Linked DNA regions of Homo sapiens: region 1 is linked to region 2. The links are chromatin loops, found by intact Hi-C in ENCODE. Cell type or tissue: left lung. All regions are shown on one strand. Each heading gives the region's core, and the rest is flanking DNA. Links, peaks and the distances in the headings are about the cores only.

Region 1 (15,270 bases), core at 4,142-12,141, 270 kb before region 2:
AGTCTATAGTGGGTTTAGTCCAAGCCCCAGAGAGACGAGGGGCCCAAAGCCCAGGGTGTTTAAGTCACTTGTCCAAGCAGTGTAACGGGAGTGGCAGAGCTGGATCCAGCATAAGCCCAGGGCTCCAGGCTTCCCAGCCTGTGTCTTTTTAAAATTTTTTAAATATTTTGAGATGGAGTCTGGCTCTGTTGGCAGAGTGCAATGTGCGCGACCTTGGCTTACTGCAACCTCCGCCTCCCAGGTTCAAGTGATTCTCCTGCCTCAGCCTCCTGAGTAGCTGGAATTACAGGTGCCCAATACCACCCCCGGCTAATTTTTTTGTATTTTTAGTAGATACCAGGTTTCACCATGGACCAGGCTGGTCTCAAACTCGTGACCTCAGGTGATCCGCCGGCCTCAGCCTCCAAAGTGCTGACATTATAGGCATGAGCCACTGTGCCTGGCTTAGCCTGTGTCTTTTGCTGGGTCTTGTGGCCCTGCCTGCAGGAGCGAAAGTGCTGGAAAAGAGATGCTTCAACAAATTGTTTGGTCCAGTTGCAACATCCAAACAAAATCGGTCTAGAACTAAGCAGGCGGATGATTTTGATTCTTTAAGGCACTAGAGCATGGGCTCTGTGGGGGCACGGATAGGGCCTTGTGCTTTTGTCTCTAACACTAGGCTGACACATAGCTGTGAATTCAACAATGATGATGACAATAATAATAGCTAATAAGTATTCAATGCTTATTATGTGCCAAGTACAATGCAAAGTACTTTCCATATATTATCTTAATCTTCCTAATAACTGCTATGAACTGAATGTTGGTGTTCCCCCAGAATTCATGTTGAAATCTTAACCTCCAAGTGATAGTATTAGGAGGTGGGGCATTTGGGAGGTGATTAAGTCATGGAGCAGAGCCCTCACGAATGGGATTATGCCCTTAAAAAGAGAACCCGCAAAGCCCCCTCACCGCTCCCACCGTGTGAGCACACAGTGAGGAGGCCCATCTATGAACCCAAAAGCCCTCACCCGACACTGAATCTGCCAGCACCTTGATCTCGGGCTTCCCCGCCTCCAGAACTGTGAGAAACAAACTTCTATTGTTTACCAGCTACCCAGTTTATGGTATTTTGTTACAGCAGCCCAAATGCACTATGATAATAACCTTAAGTTTATTATACCCATTTTACAGATGAGGAAGCTGAGATTCAGAGTAGATGATTCATTAGCCCAAAGTCCCATAGCTGGTAAGAAGCAGAGTTGAAATATGTACCCAGGCAGTGTGATTTCAAGCTCTAGTGGGAAATCCTTTGTGTGCATGCATGCATGCTTGTGGGTGCACAAGTGTATGTGAAATATGCACTAATCCCTCCCTAATTCCTAGATTCTACCTCTGGCTACCTCACTACTGGTTTTTTTTTTTTTTGTTTTTTTTTTTGTTGTTGTTGTTTTTTTTTGAGACGGGGTCTTACTCTGTTGCCCAGGCTGGAGTGCAGAGGCGCGATCTTGGCTCATTGCAACCTCCGCCTCCTGGGTTCAAGCGATTCTACTGCCTCAGCCTCCTGAGTAGCTGGGATTCTAGGTGCCCACCACCACACCTGGCTAATTTTTGTGTTTTCAGTAGAGACAGGGTTTCACCATGTTGGCCAGGCTGGTCTCAAACTCCCGGCCTCAGGTGATCCACCCGCCTCAGCCCCCCAAAGTGCTGGGATTACAGGCATGAGCCACTGCGCCCAGCCTACCTCACTACTGCTTCTATATTTCTGTTCCTCATCTCTTAGGCAAGGAGGCCAATGCTCATTTCCAGAACCGGCACCCTCAAGCCCCAGTCCCAGCCCGTCCAGCCATCAGCAGGCGCGGAGAATGAGTGGTGGCGCCTCTATGCGTTTTGGAACTCTCCTTCCCTTGGCCTGATTTCTTCGATCCCTGAGTGAGAGGGTCACTGGCAGTATTGGGGAAGTGATTAGAGAGCCACCTCCTGAATCACGTGCCATTCTTTTCCACCATGGAGGCCATCCAGGGAAGGGCCCGGTGTGGAGGCAGGAAGAAGGCAGCGACATAAAGCATTGAGGAGACCCTCTCCTGAGCTGCCGAGTCTGAGCACTGATTAGTGCTCAGGTGAGACAGGACTTTAGGAGGTTAAAAGCAGTCCTGCCCCCACTGGACCAACCAGGGTTGTGTCCACTCACCACCTCCTCCAAGGGCCTGGCTGGCTGGCTGGCCTGGCTGCCCCAGGTTAATAGCCGAGGATTAGAAGGAGTGGAATCTGACTGGGGTCTTGGACTCTCAGCAACAGCAGCAGAATAGGGAGTCTCTTTGGAAGAAATCTGATGGTAGCATTGTTAGACTCATGGTCGTTATTGCTCCTGACAGCATCTCCCCTAGCCTAGTTCAGTTCCTAAGATGACAACAGAACAAGGTCCCTAGCATGGCTGATGATGGGATGGAAACTGGAACATCTCTCTTTTTGGAGGCAGCAGAGGCATCTTCAGAATTAAAGAAGACAAAAGTGGGTTTGGGCGGGGCACGGGATATGCAGAAGACCCTGTAGAGTTATTTCCAGGTGGGAGGTCAGCACAACTCTGCCCTTATGCTGAAGTTGCAATGCCATTTTCTTTTTTTGTTTTGTTTTGTTTTGTTTTTCGTTTTTTTGAGACAGAGTTTCACTCTCACCCAGGCGAGAGTGCAGTGGCATGATTACAGCTCACTGTAGCTTGAACCTCCTGGGTTCAACTGATCCTCCCAATAGCTTGGGACTACAAGCGTGCACCACCATGCCTGGCGAATATTTTGATTTTTTGTGGAGATGGAGTCTCACTGTGTTATCCAGACTGGACTCAAACTCCTGAGCTCAAGTGATCCCTCATCTTGGCCTCCAAAAGTGCTGGGATTACAGGTGTGCGCCACCACGCCCGGCCCACAATGCCACTTTCTGATGGTAGTCACATGCCCAACGGCTTATTATGTTCTTGGTGATTTGTGTCCTCTCCCCCAAAGAGCTCACAGGGCCACAAACCTGAGAGACAGGAGGGCAGTTAAAATTATTGTCCCAGACTCTCAGAATTTCAGTAACTAGCCGAAAGCCACATAGTTATTTGATTGGAAAGTTGGATCAGTTCCCAGGACTCCTGCCCCTTGCCCAGGGCTGCATCTGCCACCCTGTGCCTTCCAGTTTGTGCGGTGGTAGAGGCAGTGGTCCCTGGGAACACCTGCTATTCCCAAGGTAGAGAATATCACACGGAAGAAAGCAGCACTTGTCAGGTAATGAGAACGCCTGTTGTATTGCTGGGAAAACTGAATGAAGTCCAGGGAGGTTAAATGAATCCTAGAATCTTATTCTTGAAGTAACTCGAGATCATTGCATTTGACGTCCTACCTGAGCTTCTATTATCTCCCGCGGGTGGTTATCCTGCCTCGGCTGCTGCCGCCTTCTGCTCTTCTTCCTCTTTCTCCATTTTCCCCTTCTTCTGAAAGCTGACATCATTGAGCACTTACCACCTTCCAGGCACTGTTCTAGATGCTTTGTATGTATTAAGTTGATTCTCCAGCCAACCCTATGAAGTAGGTACTGTTGTCCCACTTTACACATGAGGAAATACATAACCACAGAGGTTATGTAGCTTGCCCAAGATGACACATGAGCCAAGTGATAGAGCCGGGATATGAACTAGGCAGCCTGGGCCATGCTCTGGAGTGATCCTAAGGCAGGCCATCGCTGAGTTGGGCAGCTGTGAAACGAGGGAGCACATGAAAGCACCCAGTGCCTTGCCCGGCGTAGGGAATGTGCTCAGTCAATGCAAGTGACTTCTAAACATACCAGGAGGTTTTACCTTAGACTGAGCCAAATTGATTTCCCATGGGTCTTTTTTTTCTTTCTTTCTTTTTTGAGATGGAGTCTCGCTCGGTTGCCCAGGCTGGAGTGCCGTGGCGCGACCTCAGCTCACTGCAACCTCCACCTTCCGGGTTCGAGCGATTCTCCTGCCTCAGCCTCCTGAGTAGCTGGGTCTACAGGTGTGTACCACCACACCCGGCTAATTTTTGTATTTTTATAGAGACAGGGTTTCACCATGTTGGCCAGGCTGGTCTCGAACCCCTGACCTCAGGTGATCCGCCCGCCTTGGCCTCCCAAAGTGCTGGGATTACAGGTGTGAGCCACTGCACCTGGCTCCCATGGGTCTTTGTTCTGCACCCTCCTTGGAACCCCATTCCAGCCTTCTGAATGTGAAGCTACCTAATGAACAAGAAGCAAAGCCAACTTTCAGTCTCCTTCTACCTCAGTTTCCAAGACCCTTCCCCAAACTGAAATCCCCTGGCCAGGAAGACAACAGCCTGTGGGCCTAGAGAAATGTCCAAGGCTGGGACCTGCCTTATGAGGGAGATAGATCCTTGGCCACAGGGCTGCGCTGAGGGTTGTCACACATCCGTTCTTTAGCATGTTTCCAGAGTGCCTCCTATGTGCCAGGCACAGCCACGGAGCAGCACAGCTGGCCCCATCTCAAGGCTGGGCCCTTACAAAATGTGTGCACAGACACCTGCTGAATCTGTCAGATGCCAGATTGGTGGTGGGGTCCTGGGGACAGGAGCCTGAGGACTAGGAGAACTGTTGCTTCTCCACTGCTCCTAGGAGGCTGGGTGGGGATGCAGACACCCCATCAGGGGGCCAAAATTTCAGCTGACCCAAATCTAAGAGCACAGAGTAGGCAACTAGATGGAGGAAGCTCACCAGTTTATTTGTGCTAAAATAGCATCAGCCGACTCTCCTTTGAAACGTAACGGTCCTGCCAGAGTCCAGAGTAAATAGGCCGGAACATGAGATCTGCCAGGTGGGGTGCAAATTGGCAGTAAACAAAGCAATCGGGCTGTCTGAGTAGCGGAAGTCAGCTGAGAAAGTGCATTTCTCCTGCACGGAGCTGTGGGGTGGCGGCTGCTGGGCTCTCTCTTGCCCTCAGCTCCTTTGGGGAGGGAAGTGGGAGGGGGTATGTCAAGAGCTTGACCCTGGGCTTTAGGGGTGGAGGAGGAGCCGACTTTTGTCCTGTATTCCTGGGCCAATAATGCTGCTACTTCTCTCGCTGCTTCTCCAGTTGCCATCCTGCGTTACTGCAGGTCCTCACACCAGCCCTCCACGGCAGGTCTTATTAGTCCCATTGGACAAGGGAAAACACAGATGTCCAGAGAACCTGAGACACCGACACAGGGTCACACAGCTGAACCTGGGCTTTGTGGTTCGGTGTTGCCCGGGTCTGCCTTCGTCTCTTTAGCCACTGCTTCTCCGTGTGGCCAGTGCCTTTCTAAGGAACTTCCAGCTCCCAGCAGGGGAAGAACCTGAGCAGCCCAGCTGGGAGATGATCAGGGTGGGGCTGGTAGAGCAAGGTCAGGCCACCCTTGGATGCTTTGGGGAGGTCATCAGAGATCATCATCTGTCTCCCCACAAGGCACGGGTTCCATTGCACAGGGACTGTTTGCTTCTGCATTCTTTTTTTTTTTTTTTTCCTGAGACGGAGCCTTGCTCTGTCACCAGGCTGGAGTGCAGTGGCACGATCTCGGCTCACTGCAACCTCCGCCTCCCAGGTTCAAGTGATTCCCCTGCCTCAGCCTCCCGAGTAGCTGGGACTACAGGCGCACACCACCATGCCTGGCTAATTTTTTGTATTTTAATAGAGACAGGGTTTCATCATGTTAGCCAGGATGGTCTCGATCTCCTGACCTCATGATCCACCAGCCTTGACCTCCCAAAGTGCTGGGATTAGCGGCGTGAGCCACCGCGTCTGGCCGTTTCTGCATTCTTTCCCCAACAACCAGAACAGCACTGGGTGCTCAGTATGCGTTTAGTGGGTGAACGGCTGCTTTGGTGAGCCGCTTGTCTGCAGAGGCCCTGGACTCTGGAGCCCTAGACTAGCAATGAGCCTTGACTCTGGAAAGCTTGGATGGGCCGCCTTCGACTCGCAGATGTATGGGATTGAAAAGTCAATTGTGTGATCTTAAAACACATTTCCCCTGGTGGATGACAGGACTGGTTTCTCAGGTTAGTGTAGCCGGCGATGGAGCTGAACCAGTACAAAGAGTAACACCAGGCCTACCTGGACCTTGGCTCCAGGCACTTTACCCCCTCCTCGAACCCAGATGAGCCTGGCATCAATGGGTCAAGGGGGACTGTACTGGGGTGACTGGTAAGAGCAAAGGTGGCGTTTGGGCTGACAGCGCTAACTTCTGGATCAGGCTGTGGGCACTGCAGCTGCCATGAGTCAGGAGGAGGCTCTGGGAACATGGATTGGACCTGGGGTGCTCCTTCAGACATACCCAGTGTGAGCTAGGGGCTGCCTGCATCCTGGGGGCATTTATCATCACGCGGAGCTAGTTACGTGGCAGGGCACTGGGCAGGTCAGGATTGGGTACTGTGGTGGCAGAGAGCCCCAGGAAGAGGTCGCCTTTGTGTGGGGATGACAGAGGTCCCTGCGGTCTGCAGGGTGAGCTGAGGTCCTAGTCCACCTTCCGTCTTCTTGGCTTCTGGAGCCCATCAGGGGCTGCACCATGAATGCCCAGTGACTCTGGACCTCCCTGGTCAAGGCTGCTGGACAGGCTTCCCCTTCTTACCCTTCTCAGTGGATCCATGATGCCTGCAGTGCTGGGTCCAAAGAAGTCTGAGGCCAACTGTGGGCTCCCTGGGAAGGGGCACTGGACTCCCTGGGAAGGGGCGCTGGGAAGGGGCCCTGGGAAGGGGTGATATCTGACATGGCCACAGGGTACCATGGCTTTGTCAAGTCAGATTGAGTCTAGCCGTCTCATTTCACAAGTGAGGGCATTGAGGTTCAGAGAGGGAAGGAACTTGCCTGAGATCATGTGACTTGCAGAATCGAGGTTTGAAATGGGGTCCCCTGGCCGCTAGTGCCTTTGGTATCATACCTTTCATTAGACGGACTCACCAGGAGCCTCCCATCAAACCAGGGGAGCATGTGCCCTGCTCCCCACCTGACCTAATGCAGTGCCCATTCCAACCCCAGCTGCCAGCCAGCCCCATTCATACTGGGCAGGGCGTGGAAAGAGCTGTAGAAGCAGCCCTGTCCTCTGGGTGTTGTGACTCTGAGAGGCACATGGAGAAGAGACCAGCAGGGGTGTTACAGAAACCATAGCAGGCAGTCAACACACACTCATCAGACCCACACCAAGGTTAGCCGCGTGCTACGTCCCCGTGTCTAGGCTGGGGATGGGGGCAGAGTGGGACAAGCTGATGGTTCTCCTCTGAGCAATCCAAGGAAGCTTCCTGGAGGAAGTAGGGCTCTGGGGAGGAGCGGCCTTAACTGGGGCACAGGGAGAGGCTGGTTTGACGTGTGGGAAGTAGCCTGGTGTGGTGGGGGGTGACGGGAGGGCTTGGACAGCTGGAGTTAGAGTCCCTCTCTCTACTCACTGTGCGGCGTTGGACAAGTTTGTTCATGTATCTGAAGCCTCTGTTTGCTCAGCAATAAAATGGGGACAATGAAAAACCTAATCTCACAGGGTTGGGGAAGAGCAAATAAGATACCACCTGTGAAAGGGCTTCTTAAGTCTGAAGGTGTTTTCAGTACGTACTGTGTGATTTTATTTATATAAAGTTCAAAAACAGGCGAAGTAATCTATGGTAATAGAAGCTGGGATAGCAGTTAGCCTTGGCAGGGGGCCTGAGAAAGGGCCTCTAGAATACTGATAATGCTCTATTTCGTGATCTGAGAGCTAGTTCTGTGGACATTCCTTGAGCTGCACACTTATGTGCACTTCTCTTTCTTTTTTTCCTTTGAGGCAGGTCTCACTCTGTCGCCCAGGCTGGAGTGCGGTGGCATGATCTCCATCTCCCGGGCTCAGGGTGATTCTCCCACCCTGGCACCCGCCCTCTCACCCCAGTAGCTGAGTCTACAGGCATGTACCACCATGCCCCACTAATTTTTTATATTTTTTCTTTCTAGAGACAGTGTTTCTCTATGTTGCCCCGGCTTGAACTTCTGGGCTCAAGCGATCCTCCCACCTCGGCCTCTCAAAGCCCTGGGATTACAGGTGTGAGCCGCTGTGCCCAGCCATGTGCACTTTTCTGTGTAAACAGTATACATCAATTCAAAAAGTTTGTTTTTAGGCCGGGCACAGTGGCTCATGCCTGTAATCCTAGCATTTTGGGAGGATGAGGTTGGTGGATCACTTGAGGTCAGGCGTTCAAGACCGGCCTGACCAACATGGTGAAACCCCATCTCCCCTAAAAATACAAAATTAACCAGGTGTGGTGGCACATGCCTGTAATCCAAGCTATTTGGGAGGCTGAGGCAGGAGAATCACTTGAACCTGGAAGGCGGAGGTTGCAGTGAGCCAGAGGTTGCAGTGAGCCAAGATTGCACCATTGCACTCCAGCCTGTGCAGCAAGAGTGAAACACCATCTCAAAAAAAAGAAAAAAAAAGTTCGTTTTTAAAGTGCTTATCACAGTCAGGTTATAAATGGCTAAAGGGCGGTCACTTGACAGTGTCCAAGAGGAAACCTGGAATGATGTTAATAGAAATAGTGGTTGAACACTTTAGGCAGAAGAAACATTTTCTCATTTAAACCTCAACAACTCACATTTTACAAGTGGGGAAACTCAGTGAGGTTGCAGAAGTTGCCCAAAGTCACACAGCCAGCCCGTGGCAGAGGGTCTGACCAGAGCCAGCACCCAGTCCTGGGGAACCTGGAGGATGCAAAGGCAGGTGGGGTTGCCCTGATCCCGCCTCGGCTTGCCGGGGCTTTGGCTTCTGGAGCTGCGTCATCTTTGTGGCTCTGCCCCTGCTGGGGTCCTGCCAGGCCTCAGCTTTCATGGAATGTGGAGAGCAGCCTCAGCTCCCTGCGGCCCCAGGGTGGAGATGCTTCCAGAGTGGGAGGAAGCAGGGGCGGGAGCTGGACAGCATCTGTCTGCAGGGTCTGCTGGGTGGGGACCCCGGAGCAGATGGTGTTTCACTCAGTTAAAACCCCTCAGGGCAGACCCCTGCCGGTGAGAGAGGGAGCATGGCAATGCTTATCCCAGCAGAGGAGGGGAGCAGGGAGCCGCTGCAAGTTCCCTCCTGCCTTCCTGGAGCCCGTGCTGGGGATTTATCTCCTCCCAGAGGCCTAACTGCGCCCCAGACACTCGCACCTGCATCCTCCAGGGGCGGGCTGGGGGCTGGGAGGAAGACGGGCATTCAGGTGCTTTTGTTACCTTTGTGATGTGGCTGAGCCAGACAGCCTCGCTCACACTAAGCCACCCCTGGCGTGTGGCCTTGTCTGGTGAGAGAGAGGTGGCATTGTGCTTGCATTTATATGCAGCTGGCAGAGCAGATACAGCCTCATTGTTGTCCAAGGTTTCCAATCAGGTGGGGAAAAAGAGGGCCTGGTGGTCCCACTCACGGGTGGAGGAAGAGGCTTCTTTACCAGCGGAACCAGCCTCACCTCCTCTGGGAGGCCTGCTCTGGTTAACCCCTTCAGCTGCTTTATCCTGGCCCTCAGCAGGGACACATGCGTTGTGAATAGAGTGAGCTCATCAACAAACAAGTCCTTTTATTTTATTTTATTTTTTTGAGACAGGGTCTCACTCTATTGCCCAGTGACGGGATTTGGGCTCACTGCAGCCTCGATCTCCCGGGCTCAGCCGGTCCTCCCACCTCAGCCTTTTGAGTAGCTGGGACCACAGGCATGGGCCACAATGCTCAGCTATTTTTTATTTTTTATTTTTGTATTTTTTGTGCAGACGTGGTTTCACCATGTTGCCTAGGCTGTTCTTGAACTGCTGAGCTCAAGCAGTCTGCCTGCCTCAACCTCCCAAAGTGCTGGGACTACAGGTGCCCGCCACCACGCCCGGCTAATTTTTTGTATTCTTAATAGAGATGGGGTTTCACAGTGTTAGCCAGGATGGTCTTGATCTCCTGACCTCATGATCTGCCCGCCTTGGCCTCCCAAAGTGCTGGGATTACAGGCATGAGCCACCAAGCCCGACCCTATAATTTTTTTATATTAAGTCTGTCTGAAATATGTTGGTCCTGTCACCCCTGTTTGACTGGAGGCTGGCTGAGGGCAGGGACTATGGGGGACCCTTCTTTCCTCTGAGCCTGTCTTAGGGAACCCATCTGTATTAGTCTGTTTTCATGCTGCTGATAAAGACATATCAGAGACTGGGTAACTTATACAGGAAAAAGGGGTTAATGAAGTTACAGTTCCACGTGGCTGGGGAGGCCTCACAATCATGGCGGAAGGCAAAGAGGAGCAAGTCACATCTTACATGAATGGCAGCAGGCAAAGAGAGAGCTTGTGCAGGGAAACTGCCCCTCATAAAACCATCAGATCTTGTGAGACCCATGAGATCTCTCATGAGATGCTAGCATGAGAACAACACGGGAAAGACCTGCCTCCATGATTCAATGACCTCCCACCAGTTTCCTCCCACGACACATGGGAACTGTGGGAGTTGCAATTCAAGATGAGATTTGGGTGGGGGCACAGCCAAACCACATCACCATCTATTGAGCATGTGCCCATCTACAGCACTTTAGTTTCCCAGGGTAGCTTTGGCTCCCTGCCTCAGGACCTTTGCACATGCTGTTCACTCTGCCTGCAACTCCTCCTTCCACCTCCTCTCCTTCTCTTGCTTCACTACTCCTTATCCATTCCTCTTCCAGGAAGCCCTTTCCTGACGCCTCCCTGAGCCTGCATAACCCCCCACCCCGACCCTCATGTGCTCTTGCAGCCCCAACCCTCGTTCCCTTTGGAGCACTCCCACCTTGCATTGTAACCTACAACTTACATTGTAGCACTGAGCTGTGGGAGGCCAGGCATCAAGTCACCACATCCACTTCTGTGCCACACTTTAACACAGTGTCTGGCTTACAGGAGGATCTTGCCAAATATTTGTTGAAAGAAGCAAAGCGATCGAGCACCAAAGAGAGGAGCAAGCCCAGCCGCTGTGCCCATCGACATTAGAGGGATTGCCCTTGGCTGTGACCTCCTCCACCTTAGTCTGAGCCCCTAGCAGTTACTACAGGGACGAGCCTAGAGCCCAGCCTGGGCACCAGTGACCACATCTGTTTTGCACAGCGCTGGGTTCCTGACATCTGCACAGAGATGCAGCCTAATAGTGTCTCTTAGATGTCCTTGGATAGTCACACATGTAAGTTCCCTGTCGGGAGTGGTGGGGGAAGTGGGAAAAGTGCTGTCTGTCACTTATCCTTCTGTGAAACAAGGTGGAGATGATTTCAATGTATCCCTTGACTCCTGATAGGGAGTAGCCTCTCTCGCAACCTGCCTTTCCCACCTCAACCACCATCCCCGCTGTGTGCAAGTACACTTGCTTTTAGGTGCTTTCACATCCAGCATCTCATTTAATCTCTCCAACAAAGGTGCTTTCACATCCAGCATCTCATTTAATCTCTCCAGCAACCCTGGGAGGCAGCTGCTGTTGACCTGTTTTATAGATGAGGAGACAGAAGTTCAGAGTGGTTAAACTGGCATGCCCCGAGTCACACAGCTGGTAAGCAGTAGAGCTAGGATCCCGTTCTCCTTTTTCTAGCATTACAGCTCCACTTGCCCTTCCTTCCTGGTGGCTCAGTGGCCTGCTTAGGAGTAAGGGTGCCCCAAGTGTGAGTCCTATGAGGCCCCATGTTCTTGCTTAATGCCTGAGAGTCCCTGACCTTGGAAATGCCTGTGTGCCAACCACAAGGTGCGGGTGTGGAGAAACGTCTGCCTTTGACAAATAGCCCTGTGGTCCCAGGACATGTAGGGCTAATTCAAGTGCAAACAGTGTATTAGTATTTATTACTCATGCTCCACTGCTAATAAAATTTGAGTTTAAAAAATAATGGTGAGCAAATGAATCGGTCGATGGCCTGTGGGGAGAGGCTCCAGGGGAAGGATATTTCATGGAGAAGAGTGACAGGAGCCCAAGCTATTGCAGGCTCTAGAAGATGGGTCCTTGCTGGGGTGTGGGTGGGGGTAGGGGGACTTATCCTGGGGGCAGCTCTGCACTCTGGTCCAGTTTGGTGAGTCGTTAGTCTGCACAGTAAAATTTGTCAGAAAGCACATTTGCCAACAGAGGCAGCTTCTCCAGGCTGAGGAGGTGGCTGTTGGCTGGGTGAATAGCTTTCAAATATCTATTTCAGTCATCTGTGCTTAAAATCCTTAATTTGGGAAGCCATTTCCTGCAAAGTCCCAAACCTGGGTTCCAGACGGAAGCCTCTGTCTTCGACAACCGCGTTACAGGGCGGACTGGGTTCTGCCACGCAGGGCTGAGAATGGGGTTCAGAGGCCTAAGAAGGTTCTAAGTCTCTGAAAAACCAAGGGGCCTGCTACAGGTTCCGTGATGTAGGAAGACAGAGATGGCCCTGGGGTGTGGAGGGGATTCATTCAGAGCTGGATGGCATTTTGGGATGAGGAGAACTCTGATTGTTAGACCCCGCTTCCCTACAGTGGACGGCACCTGTGTCCTACTGATGTCTCTGGAGCATCATCGGCTGGAGAAAATGCCGGTTCACAAAAAGGAGATCTGCTACGGTGTGACTTTGATCAAGTCATTTTACTTCTTTGGACTTAGTTTCCTCTCTGCAGAGTGGGGGTGATGAGTCCTTCCTGGTTCCCATCATAGGCTCAGGAGCGGAAGGATGGAGCTGTCTAAGCAGAAGGGTGTGACAGCCCTTTAGATATTTGGAGACAGCTCTCTTGCTTTCCTTGAGAGAGTGCTTTGCTTAAGACTAGACTTTTGGAGGGCTTAGAAAATGTGGGTGGATTTGCGATTCTTATGTGTAAATGCTACCCTACAACCTCTTTCATAATTCATCCATCAAGGCCAGAAAGATCAAGAGTGAAACTCAGAGCTTGTTGTGCCTGGTTCATGCATGTTTGTTTATGGAAGGAGAAATGACATTTTCCTTCCCCACATCCTCCTTTCATGTCGTCTGCCCCTGCCACAGGCACCTGCTCCATAGCGCTGCCCAAATAATCATTTAGACACCAGGAGTTTCCAATGCTCTGTACATGTGCTCTCCAGTGCTTACACCAGCCTTGGGGTGGGTGCCAGGATCATCCCATATTACTGGATCAGGAAACTGAGACTGGTGCAGTGAGGGGTCTGCCCAAGGTCATGGTTACAGCTGAACTCTGCCTGTTTCTTTTTTCTTTTTCTTTTTTTTTTTGAGACTGAGTCTTGCTCTGTTGCTCAGGCTGGAGTGCAGTGGCGCAGTCTCGGCTCACTGGAACCTCTGCCTCCCAGGTTCAAGCAATTCTCTTGCCTCAGCCTCCCGAGTAGCTGGTACTACAGGTGCATGTCACCATGCCCAGCTAATTTTTGTATTTTTAGTAGAGACGGGTTTTCACCATGTTGGCCAGGCTGGTCTCGGACTCCTGACCTCAGATGATCCACCCGCCTTGGTCTCCTAAGGTGCTGGGATTACAGGTGTGAGCCACCGTGCCCAGCCTGCCTGTTTCTCTTAGCACCTTGCAACCTCATGGTTGTGGCCCAAGGATGTCATACCAGTGACCTTTGGATGTCCCTGTGGAGCAGCAGATGGCAACCCTTCTTCTCCCCTTTACTCCCAAATGGAGACCCTCCCCCTGCTTCCACCTCTGGATGTGGGGCAGGTGGAAGGTCTCCATTCAGGAGCGCACCTGGCAGGTGCACGATTGAACACGGAGCAAGACAGCCACAGCTGGAGCCGGGTACCTGTGGCCACTCAGGCCCTGGGCTGCTGGCACAAGGGTGATTGCATGGTCCCGATTTGACCTCCTGAGTCCTTGGTTGCTCCTCCCTAGCCCCCAAAGTGACCTGGACTCGCTGCTTTGAACATCCATCCCCCAGCTCCATGCTAAGCTCTCTGCAGCCCTGTGGGCCCTACCCCGCCCCCAGCTTCCTTTGATCCGGCTGCCCTTGTGCCCGGGGGTCCGCCCTGGGTGTGGACCCAGGAGTCGGGTGGCCCTGTGGTATTGTCAGGGAATGTCCCAACAGCTTAGAGGCATTGAATCAAAGTCCTCTCAGAGGGGGAGAGGGTATTGTTTAGACGTTTTGTGTAAATTAATAATATTGTAACTGTTAATTGAATGTCCATTGATTGCCTGTCAGAGGTTTGATTTAATCTGTCCTCCTCCCTCTGAGCCGGCTGGCTGCTTAAATAGTTTGCTCGCTTTGCCTTGTTTTTCTTGCTCTAGTGTGGACTCTTTCCCCTACCCCGCAAACCTTGGTTTCATTTCGCTGGCTTCATAATTAGCATCTTCTGCTTTCTGGCACTGGCCTTGGCCTTCTTGCAGTTACTAGTCCCTCCCAAGTGGATTCCTGTGATTCATCCCTCAACCAGAGTTTTCTGAAGTATCTGGAGACTCGGGACAAAGACAGTCGGCCTGTCTTTGTCCCCTTTCTTTTGGGGTTTTAGATGCTTTGGGCTTCTCCTTGGAAGGGAGTGGGAAGGGCAGTGCCTGGAGACTTAGGGGATGAGCCCGGTAGGGCTGCTGGCTTCATTCACTCATTCATCCGTCTATTCACCAGGCCCTGTGTTCAGCACTAAGGGGACACATTCCTGAGTTCAGTACTTAGTGGTGGAGACAGAGAAGTAAACAGATGATGCAATGCGGTGTGATGTGCCAAGGTGGAGGCCAATGTAGGGGGGCGCAGAGACATGGAAGAAAACGGTAAAATCAGATGTGGCAGCATGGAAGGCTTCCTGGAGGAGGAGTAACCTGCACTGCAGTTGGAACTGCATTTCAATAAACAAGGAGGAATTAGTCTGGCAAAGGAAAGGACAAGAGCCTCCTAGCAGAGGGAAAAGCACATGTCACAGCTGGGTCAGAGGGGACTTCTAGAGTGAGAGATGGCAGAGAATAAGGTAAGGGTTAATAATATCTACAGAATGATAATATACTGCACACTCACTAAGCATTGGGCAGAGTTCTGAGGGCTTTCCTTGTATTATCTAGCTTAGTCCTTATAACAACCCTGCATACAGGTACTGCTAGCGCCCCTTTTAATAGCTGAGCCTAGAGATATGGGCACAGGCAGTCTGATTCAGGGGTGCTGGCTCTCCCATTGCCCCTGCTGCCTCACTGCTGCTGTCTGGCCCAAGGATGTTACACCAGGGTTGGGTCATTGGGGCATCTGCAGAGCTGGATTATGGAGGGTCTTATGTGTACGTTCAAAAGTTTTAACTTGGCTGGGTGTGGTGGCTCACACCTGTAATCCCAGCACTTTGGGAGGCCAAGGTGAGTGGATCACTTGAGGCTAGGAGTTCGAGACCAGCCTGGCCAACATGGTGAAACCCTGTCTCTACAAAAAATGCAAAACTTACCCGGGTGTGG
Region 2 (8,000 bases), core at 1-8,000:
TTGTGGCTATTTGCTTGTATGACCATGTCCTTCTCTGGACACTTTGAAAGCAGAGATACATCTTATCCTTCTCTGCATACATAGTGCCTTGCTTAAGATAGGTGTTTAATAGGTATTTGGTGAATTAATAAAGAAAGGAATGATTGAATGAGTGAATGCCTTACCCATGTCAATTAGAAAGCAAACGATTAAGTACTAAATGAATGGTGCACACAATAAGTGCTTTGGAGGATTTGAGGAGGGTGAAAGTGTGGGGTGGAGCAGTTCAGTGCTTACCTGGGGCACGGTGGGAATGGGGTATGAGAATGAGGGTTATTAGGTAGGATTTGGACATGGGTTTTAAAAAACAGCTGAGTACGTTCCAGGAAGAGACCACCTGAACAAAAAAACAGGGCAAAGCAGCATGCTGTATTCAGTGTTCAGCAAGGACAATCTAGATGTAGCTAAGTGGTCATAGAATTCAGTAGAAGGTGAGTCTGCAAAGACATGTTGGGGCCAGACTGTGGAGGGCCTGAGGGCCAGGCAGGTGCATCTGCAGTGGAGAGTAGCTAGGTTGGTGCAAGAGAGACTGGAGGCAGAAGACAGGGTAGACATATTGCAAAAGAAAGCAAGGAGTGGCGGCAGTGGGAACAGAAGGGGGGCAGTGGGTGGGAGGCAGATCCCTCAGCAGTCTTTAGTGGGTGAGCAGATGGAGGGGCTGTAGGGATAGGGAGAATGCAAGGCAGCTCTGCCAGGGATTTGCATGAGACCAACTGGTGCTATGAAGTGAAACTGGGAAGCCAGAAAGAGCCCCCAATTCAATAAAAAGATAATGGGTTACATTTGGGACACAGAATTTGGACATTTGGACATTTCTTACTAGTAGCCAGAAAAAGGAGTCTGATGTGTAGATGAGAAATTGGGGGTGGAGATAGGGGTTTTGGAGTTATCTGCATAGGGCTGATAGTCAAAAATTAATGTTTCTTAAGGGAGAAATTGCACAATGAAGAGTGGCTTGTGGACTAAATCCAGGGTGTAAAATTGGGGGACACTTACATAGTGTCTAGCATTACATGGAAGAGGAAGGGGAGCGAGGGAAGAGGTTGGGGCATATGAGAGTTCTGGTTCTTCCATATCCATGTCAGCAATTGGTATGGTCAAGCTTTTTAATTTTAGCCATTCTAATAGATGTGTAGTAATATATCATTATGGTTTTAATTTGCATTTCCCCAGTGACTAATAATGTTGGACATATTTTCACGTGCTTACTTGCCACCTGTACAACTTCTTTGGTGAAATGTCTATTCGAATCTTTTGCCCACTTTAAAAATTAGATTGTTGGTTTTCCTATTACTGAGCTTTGAAAGTTCTTTACATATTCTGGATACAAGTCCTTTATCCAGCATGTGCTTTGCATGTAATATTTTCTCCCCACCTATGGCTTGTCTTTCATTCCAATCTTTTGAAGAGCATACATTCTAAGTTTTGATGACGTCTACTTTACCAATTGTTTAATTTTATGGGTTGTGCTTTTGATGTCATATCTAAGAAATCTTTGCCTAACTCAAAGATTTTCTTCTAGTAGTTTTATAGTTTTAGGTTTTACCGTTATGTCTATGGTCCATTTTTTTTGTTAATTTTTGCATATGGCATGAGTAAGGATTGGGATTTCTTTAACATATGGATATCCAAATGTTCCAGCACAGTTTGTGTAAAGACTTTTTTTCCCCACTGTACCTTTGTTAAAATCAGTTTTCCACAAATGCACGGGTCAAAGTAGTAATTATGAAGGAAGGAATAGAAGTTGGCATAGAATCCCTCAAAAGCCAAGACAAGTTTGGCTCAAAGATTCTTGAAGTTCTCCTGCTGTCAGGCGAGGTCATTGCATTGGGGATGGGAAGAATTAAACCTCGAAAGTTGAAGACTAGATGAATGATGGGCGTACATTATAGGATGCATGGGTTTCTGTGAAAACACATTGTGGTGCACTTGCTCAGCCTCTGCGTTCAGGGAAGGCTTCCTGAAGGAGGGGATGTCTGAGCCGAGATAGTCAGTGAGCAAAGATGAGAGTGCAGAAGGAGGAGAGTGAGCAAAGGTGTGCAGGCATGCAGCAGCACCGTGTGTGTGTGTGTGTGCGTGTGTGTGTGTGTAAGGGGTGCTATGAGTAGTTCACTGCTTCTAGAAGGTAGAGAGGGATGAGCAGGGAAGCACAATATAAGGTTTGACAGAGTCAAGTCAGATCTTGTGTGCCGTGCTGAGGAATTCCATTTATTTTGAGGATGGAAGCTTTTAAAGCAGGGCTTTACACTTCAAAGCGCACACTCTGGCAGCTAGGAGAGGGTGTGGTTGAGGAGCGCCAGGTGGTGGTGGTTGTGCCAGCCTGGAGGCAGGAAAACCAGATAAGAGTTAAGAGGTTGCAGTTAAGTCGTTGAGATGAAAGGACCGAAGTAGGGTGGTGGTGTTAAGACTGGAAAGAAGTGGACTGGTTTGAGAAATTTTGAGGAAGTACAACCAAAAGCAATTGGAGACTGGTTATTGGAAGGTGCGGAATTGGGTGAAGGCACGATGCCTGGGTAGCTGGTGCTGCTATTAACTAAACGTAGGAATGTTAACAGGAAGAATCTAGGAGGGAAGAGGTGGGTTTACTTTGGGTCTTCCTAAATTTGAGATGCTCTGCAGATACGTTCATGGAGATGTCACCAGGCTGTTGGATATAAGTAAAGCACACCCATGGAGGCGGCTATGAAATAGATCAATCAGGAAGCTCCTGGGAGGATGACAAGAAGAGGCCTCTGCAAAGACCTTGGATGCACCGTTGTTTAAAGGGGAGGCAGAAGAACATACCTGGAGGGAACAGTTAGAGCAGTGTGAGGAGAACCCTAGGAGAGTAGTTTCATGGAAGCCAAGGAGGTTGATTAAATGAGATAACATATATGCTCTTCTTAGGACAGCACCTGGCAGGTTGTAAGTCGTATTGCCAGCTAGTGATATAGTTAGACAAAGAATCAAAAGTTCACCAGTTTTGCAAAAATGAATATTGATGTTGACTTGGCAGGTGCAGTTTGGGTGGAGTGGTGGGGACGGAAGGCAGAGTGCAGTGGGTCGAGGAGAACATGGCATGGGGTGAAGTCAGCAAATGTTGAGTAGTCATTTGAGAAGCCTGGCTTGCATTGAAAGTGACAGAGAAGGGAGAGCCAGAGGGCACAGCTGGTCAGGGTGGTCAGGGGAGGGTCTGCATAGGAGGGGCGGGCCTTGACTGTTAGCACAGGGGAGCCAGCAGGCCTCGGGAGAGGCTGAAGAAGAAGGAGGCCTGGTGAGGCAGAGTCCCAGGGGAAAGGAAGGAAGGCTGTGGGTTGTCTGGAGCCCTCGTTACCTGAGCTTGTTGGGAAGGTATGGGGCACAAAGTCAACCAGCTCACTGAGAGTGGCCTCAGTTTAACCAGTGTGTGAGCTGAGAGCCAGGGGCTGAGAGCAGGGTGATGGTTGGAGGTGAAGGGTGGTGTTAGGGGTCGGAGCCCAGCAATGGTTACAGGTGAAAGGTGATGTTAGGGGCTGAGAGTAGGGTGACGGTTTGAGGTGAAGGCAGTGGTTACAGGTGAAGGGTGGTGTTAGGGGCTGAGAGCAGGTAGATGGTTTGAGGGGAAGGGTAGTGTTAGGGGCTGAGAGCTGGGCAATGTTTAGAGGTGAGGGGAGGTGTTGGGGCTGAGAGCTGGGTGGTGGTTAGAGGGGAAGGGCAGTGTTAGGGCTGAGAGCCAGGTGATGGTTGGAGGAGAAGAGCGGTATTAGGGGCAGAGAGCCAGGCGGTGTTTAGGGGCTGAGAGCAGGTAGATGGTTTGAGGGGAAGGGTGGTGTTAGGGCTGAGAGCCGGGTGATGGTTAGAGGTGAGAGGAGTTGTTAGGGCTGAGAGCCAGGCAATGGTTAGAGGTGAGGGGCAGTGTTAGGGCTGAGAGCAAGGCAGTGGTTAGAGGTGAGGGGCGGGTGTTAGGGCTGAGAGCCGGGTGATGGTTACAGGTGAGGGAAGTTGTTAGGGCTGAGAGCCGGGTGATGGTTACAGGTGAGGGAAGTTGTTAGGGCTGAGAGCCGGGTGATGGTTACAGGTGAGGGAAGTTGTTAGGGTTGAGAGCCAGGCGATGGTTAGCGGTGAGGGGAGGTGTTAGGGCTGAGAGCCAGGCGATGGTTGGAGGGGAAGGGTGGTGTTAGGGGCTGAGAGTCGGGTGATGGTTTTGAGGGTAAGGGTGGTGTTAGGAATTTAGAGTCAGGTGATGGTTAGAGGTAAACGGCGGTTTTAGGGGCTACGTTGTCTCCTCTCCAGAATTTCTATATTGAAGCCCCACCCCCTAAGACATCAGAATGTGACTCTATTTGGTGTTGAGGTAAGAAAGTTAAAACGAGGTTGTTAGGTTTGTCCCGAATCCAGTTGGACTTCTGTCTACATGAAGAGGAGCTCAGCACACAGGCATGCACAGAGGGAAGAAAGACCACGTACGGGTGCAGGGAGAAGGTGCCATCCGCACACCAAGGAGAGAGGTCTTGGAGGAAACCAGTCCTGCCCACACCTTGATCTTAGACTTCCAGCCTCCAGAATTGTGAGAAAAGGAATTTTGGTTGTTTAAGCCTTTCAGTCTGTGGTGCTTTGTAATGGCAGCCCCAGCTGATGCTAAGGGTCTGTGGTGTGGGAGGAGCTGGCTGAGCAAGCTCCAAGGCTGGTAGCGGCCCAGCCTGGTGCCCCAGGTGGGGACGAAGGCATGAGTTGGCGGCGGGAGCGGCCTGCACAGTGGTGTGATTTCCTCCAGCAAGAGGGGTGACCAAGGACAAGGGGCTGAAGAGTGGGACACAGAGGACAGAGGTGCCAGATGAGTGATGGGGATGGGCTGTAGCTGGGCCTCCGAGAGTGAGCAGCCAGGGTCAGCTGGGGAGCAGAGCTAACGCACTCCCCAAGGTGCAAACTGTCACTTTTTCTTGTTAACACAGGGCTCTATCCGGCTGAGCCAAACGGCCACAGACAGTGTTATAGATACTGCCTATAAAGACTCTCCAGTAAAACCTCTTTATTTTACCCCTTAAAAGGGTAAGAGTTACCGAAGTGCATGGAAATCTTCAGCAGCGAGGCTCTGGAAGAACTGAGGGATTAAGGAGGCTGCTTTTCCAACCTGAGGGGTCACTTCTGGGCTGCTGAGAATGTGTGGAGGGAGAGCCAGCCCCAGTCCAGTTTACCCAGGGAGCAGGAGGAGAGCAGCCAGCCCCGGGGGACCCTGGAGGCCTCTGGCGGGTCATCCACCCTGCGGATCCCTGTGTCGTGGGGCTGCTGTCCGTCCACTCATCGCCTAATGCTGACTGCACCATTGCCAGGCGCCACGTCTACTACTGGCTGTAGGGGATGAAAAGACAAGCGGCCTTGAATTATTGATTCACTCAACAACCATTCATTAAGGGCCTACTGTGTGTCCAGAATTGTGCAGCTACAGAGATGAATCAGGTGTGGTCCTCACCCCAAAGGAGCTGAAAAGATAGACAAATCAGCATAATGAAAAAGTGGCTTGTGTCTAATGAAGGGTACAGAGGAATTTCTGTGGGAGTTCAAAGGAAGGGAAAATTAATTTGGGATGGGGAGTTTGGGAAGATTCAAAGGAAAGAGGGATTACTCTGGGTTTTTTTAAGTACAGCCATCTCTCAGTATCCACTGGGGATTGGTTCCAGGACCTCCCTCGGATACTAAAATCGGGGACACTCGAGTCCCTTGTGTAAAATGCGTAGTATTTGCATATAACTTATGCACATCCTCCCATATGCTTTAAATCATCTCTAGATTACTTCTTTACCTAATACAGTATAAGTGTTATGCAAATAGTTGCTATACTGTATTTTTGTTGGTGTTATTTTTATTATTGTATTGTTATTTTTTGGTTTTTTTTTCCTGAATTTTTTTTTTTTTTTTCCAAGACGGGGTCTCGCTCTGTTGCCAAGGCCGGAGTGCAGTGGCGCAATCTCAGCTCACTGCAGGCTCTGCCTCCCAGGTTCACGCCATTCTCCTGCTTCAGCCTCCCGAGTAGCTGGGACTACATGTGCCCGCCACAACGCCTGGCATATTTTTTGTATTTTTAGTAGAGACGGGGTTTCACCATGTTAGCCAAGATGGTCTCGCTCTCCTGACCTCGTGATCCGCCCGCCTCAGCCTCCCAAAGTGCTGGGATTACAGGCGTGAGCCATCGTGCCTGGCCTTTTCCTGAATATTTTCAATCCACGGTTGCTTGAATCTGCAGATGCAGAACCCACAGATATGGAGGGTGGATTATACAAGCAGTTGAGGGAACTCACAGGTACAGATAGAAGGATAAATACCCCTCCAAGGCAGTGTGCAAGGAATAGTCTGTTTGAGTGGTGGGAGTTTCTCGGGAAATCCAAGGAGAAAGAGAGCACTGTGGCTAGGGGGTCAGAGAGGGCTTCCTGGAAGAGGCGCCTGAGGGAGAGAAGAGCCCTGGTAGGGAAAGGGAGAACAAGGGACAGGGACAGCATTGGCAAAGGCATGGAGGAGAGTTAATGGGCCAGTCCAGGACTGTACATGGAGGCTCTGTCACCTTGTTGGGGGTGGAGGGGATGCTATGACCGTGGAAGCCAGACAGGACAGAAGGGGCCTGAGGCCATGCCAGAGACTCAACAGGGACAGCTCTTCAGAGAGTGGGGAGGTTCTGAGGACCTTGAGCGGGTCAGTGGCTGTATGCCCTCTCGGGGTCGCCACGGCCACACTGATTGGGGTGAGCTGGAAGGCGCTGCAGGGGGGAGGAGTCCCCTCTAGCATTGACACAAGCATGGGACAAGAATATGGAGAGGAGTTTGGGGGGCGGAGAAGGGCACAATCAAGGGGCTCCCCTTTTCTTGGCATGAGCCATAGAACTCAGAACTGGGCACAGGGTGAAGTTCTTGGGGCTCATGGGGAGAAAGGCTCAATGGAAATGCAAGGGATCCCGGCTTCCTGGGCATGCCGGAGGCATCTTGAATCCACCTGGGTTGGAAGAGTCAGTGTGCACTGAGGCCCCATGGATGGAAAGAGCGGGAAGCCCCGGGTCTCTGAACGCATCTCCCCATCTCAGCCCTGCCTTTGCTGTGGCCCCAGACCTCCCAGCCTCACTGTGGCTCGGGGCTTCTCTGCAGGGCAGTCCCCAGGGCTGGAGGATGTGCCGTATCATATTATTCCTCATTAGGCAGCAGCTGGGGACTCGGAGCGTCCCAGCCCAGCCAGGCAGCCAGGCCTGGGGGACGCAGTGCAGGCTATGAGCGTTCACTGCACATTAAGTCTTGAGCAAGCTGCTCTCCTTCATTCATCTGGTCTCCACTCCTGGGACTACTGAAGAAGCATGCTGTTTGGTAACTGCCTGTTGAGCACATGCTTCTCTGGTGTCCCAAGAGTGCCTGAGCCTCCACCTTGTCTTTGATGTCCACAGCTCTAGAGTCTGGGTACCTGTTGTCGTCCTAGTTATTCTGATCCTCATATGTTTTATGCCAGCCAACCACTGGTTGAGGCCGTTTCCAGCCAGATAGGAATCACTGTCGAAAACCTAATTAAAAGTGGTCCCTGAATCGCACGGGGGTTGGGAGGTAGAGAGGACAGGATTTTAGATGTTAGTGAGTTGGCAATGACCTGCCTAATAACTTTGAGCACAAAGTTCTGCATTAGATGCTGTGGGCAGGGAAAGAGGAATGGGGTGAAGAGAGGACCTCATCCTCCCCTTAATACAAGATTCGCACGTTCCCTATTTCCCACGTACTCATTTTCCCTCTGTCTCAAGGTGTGTGCAGTGATGCTCTGTGAGCTGACTGTATGCTGTTACATGGCAGACTGGTGTCCAGGCTGCCATAGCAAAATACCACAGACTGGGTGGCTTACCCAGCAGAAATGTTTCACAGTGTTCTGGAGGCTAGGAGTCCAAGATCATGGTGTCAGGCAATTCGCTTCCTGTTAAGGACCCTTTCCCTGGTTTGCAGATAGCCATCTTGTTCTATCCTCACGTGGCGGAGAGAAAAAGA

Evidence for each region. Hi-C counts contacts between places; a loop is a spot of excess contacts. Peaks named below come from ENCODE experiments on the same cell type or tissue, not always from the same donor. Only the 100,000 strongest peaks of a DNase experiment are listed, where the experiment ranks them.
Region 1: a loop joins it to region 2, with 2.5 times the contacts of the local background. A loop is called at or near these places in 71 of 110 quality-filtered maps.

What each region holds. Positions count from the first base shown.
Region 1 is chr11:120,518,473-120,533,742 of GRCh38, forward strand. The region is part of intron 1 of GRIK4 (glutamate ionotropic receptor kainate type subunit 4); the gene reads left to right. Among named protein-coding and RNA genes, the nearest start is that of GRIK4, 14 kb to the left of the region's middle. RefSeq lists an enhancer at 13,240-13,776. In left lung, for the core only: no CTCF peak of the experiment used is centred there; a DNase peak (open chromatin) is centred at 8,749; H3K27me3 peaks cover 5,495 bases.
Region 2 is chr11:120,790,139-120,798,138 of GRCh38, forward strand. All of the region lies in intron 3 of GRIK4 (glutamate ionotropic receptor kainate type subunit 4), which reads left to right. Among named protein-coding and RNA genes, the nearest start is that of TBCEL, 230 kb to the right of the region's middle. RefSeq lists enhancers at 2,074-2,611, 6,562-7,063, 7,064-7,563. In left lung, for the core only: no CTCF peak of the experiment used is centred there; no DNase peak of the experiment used is centred there; H3K27me3 peaks cover 315 bases.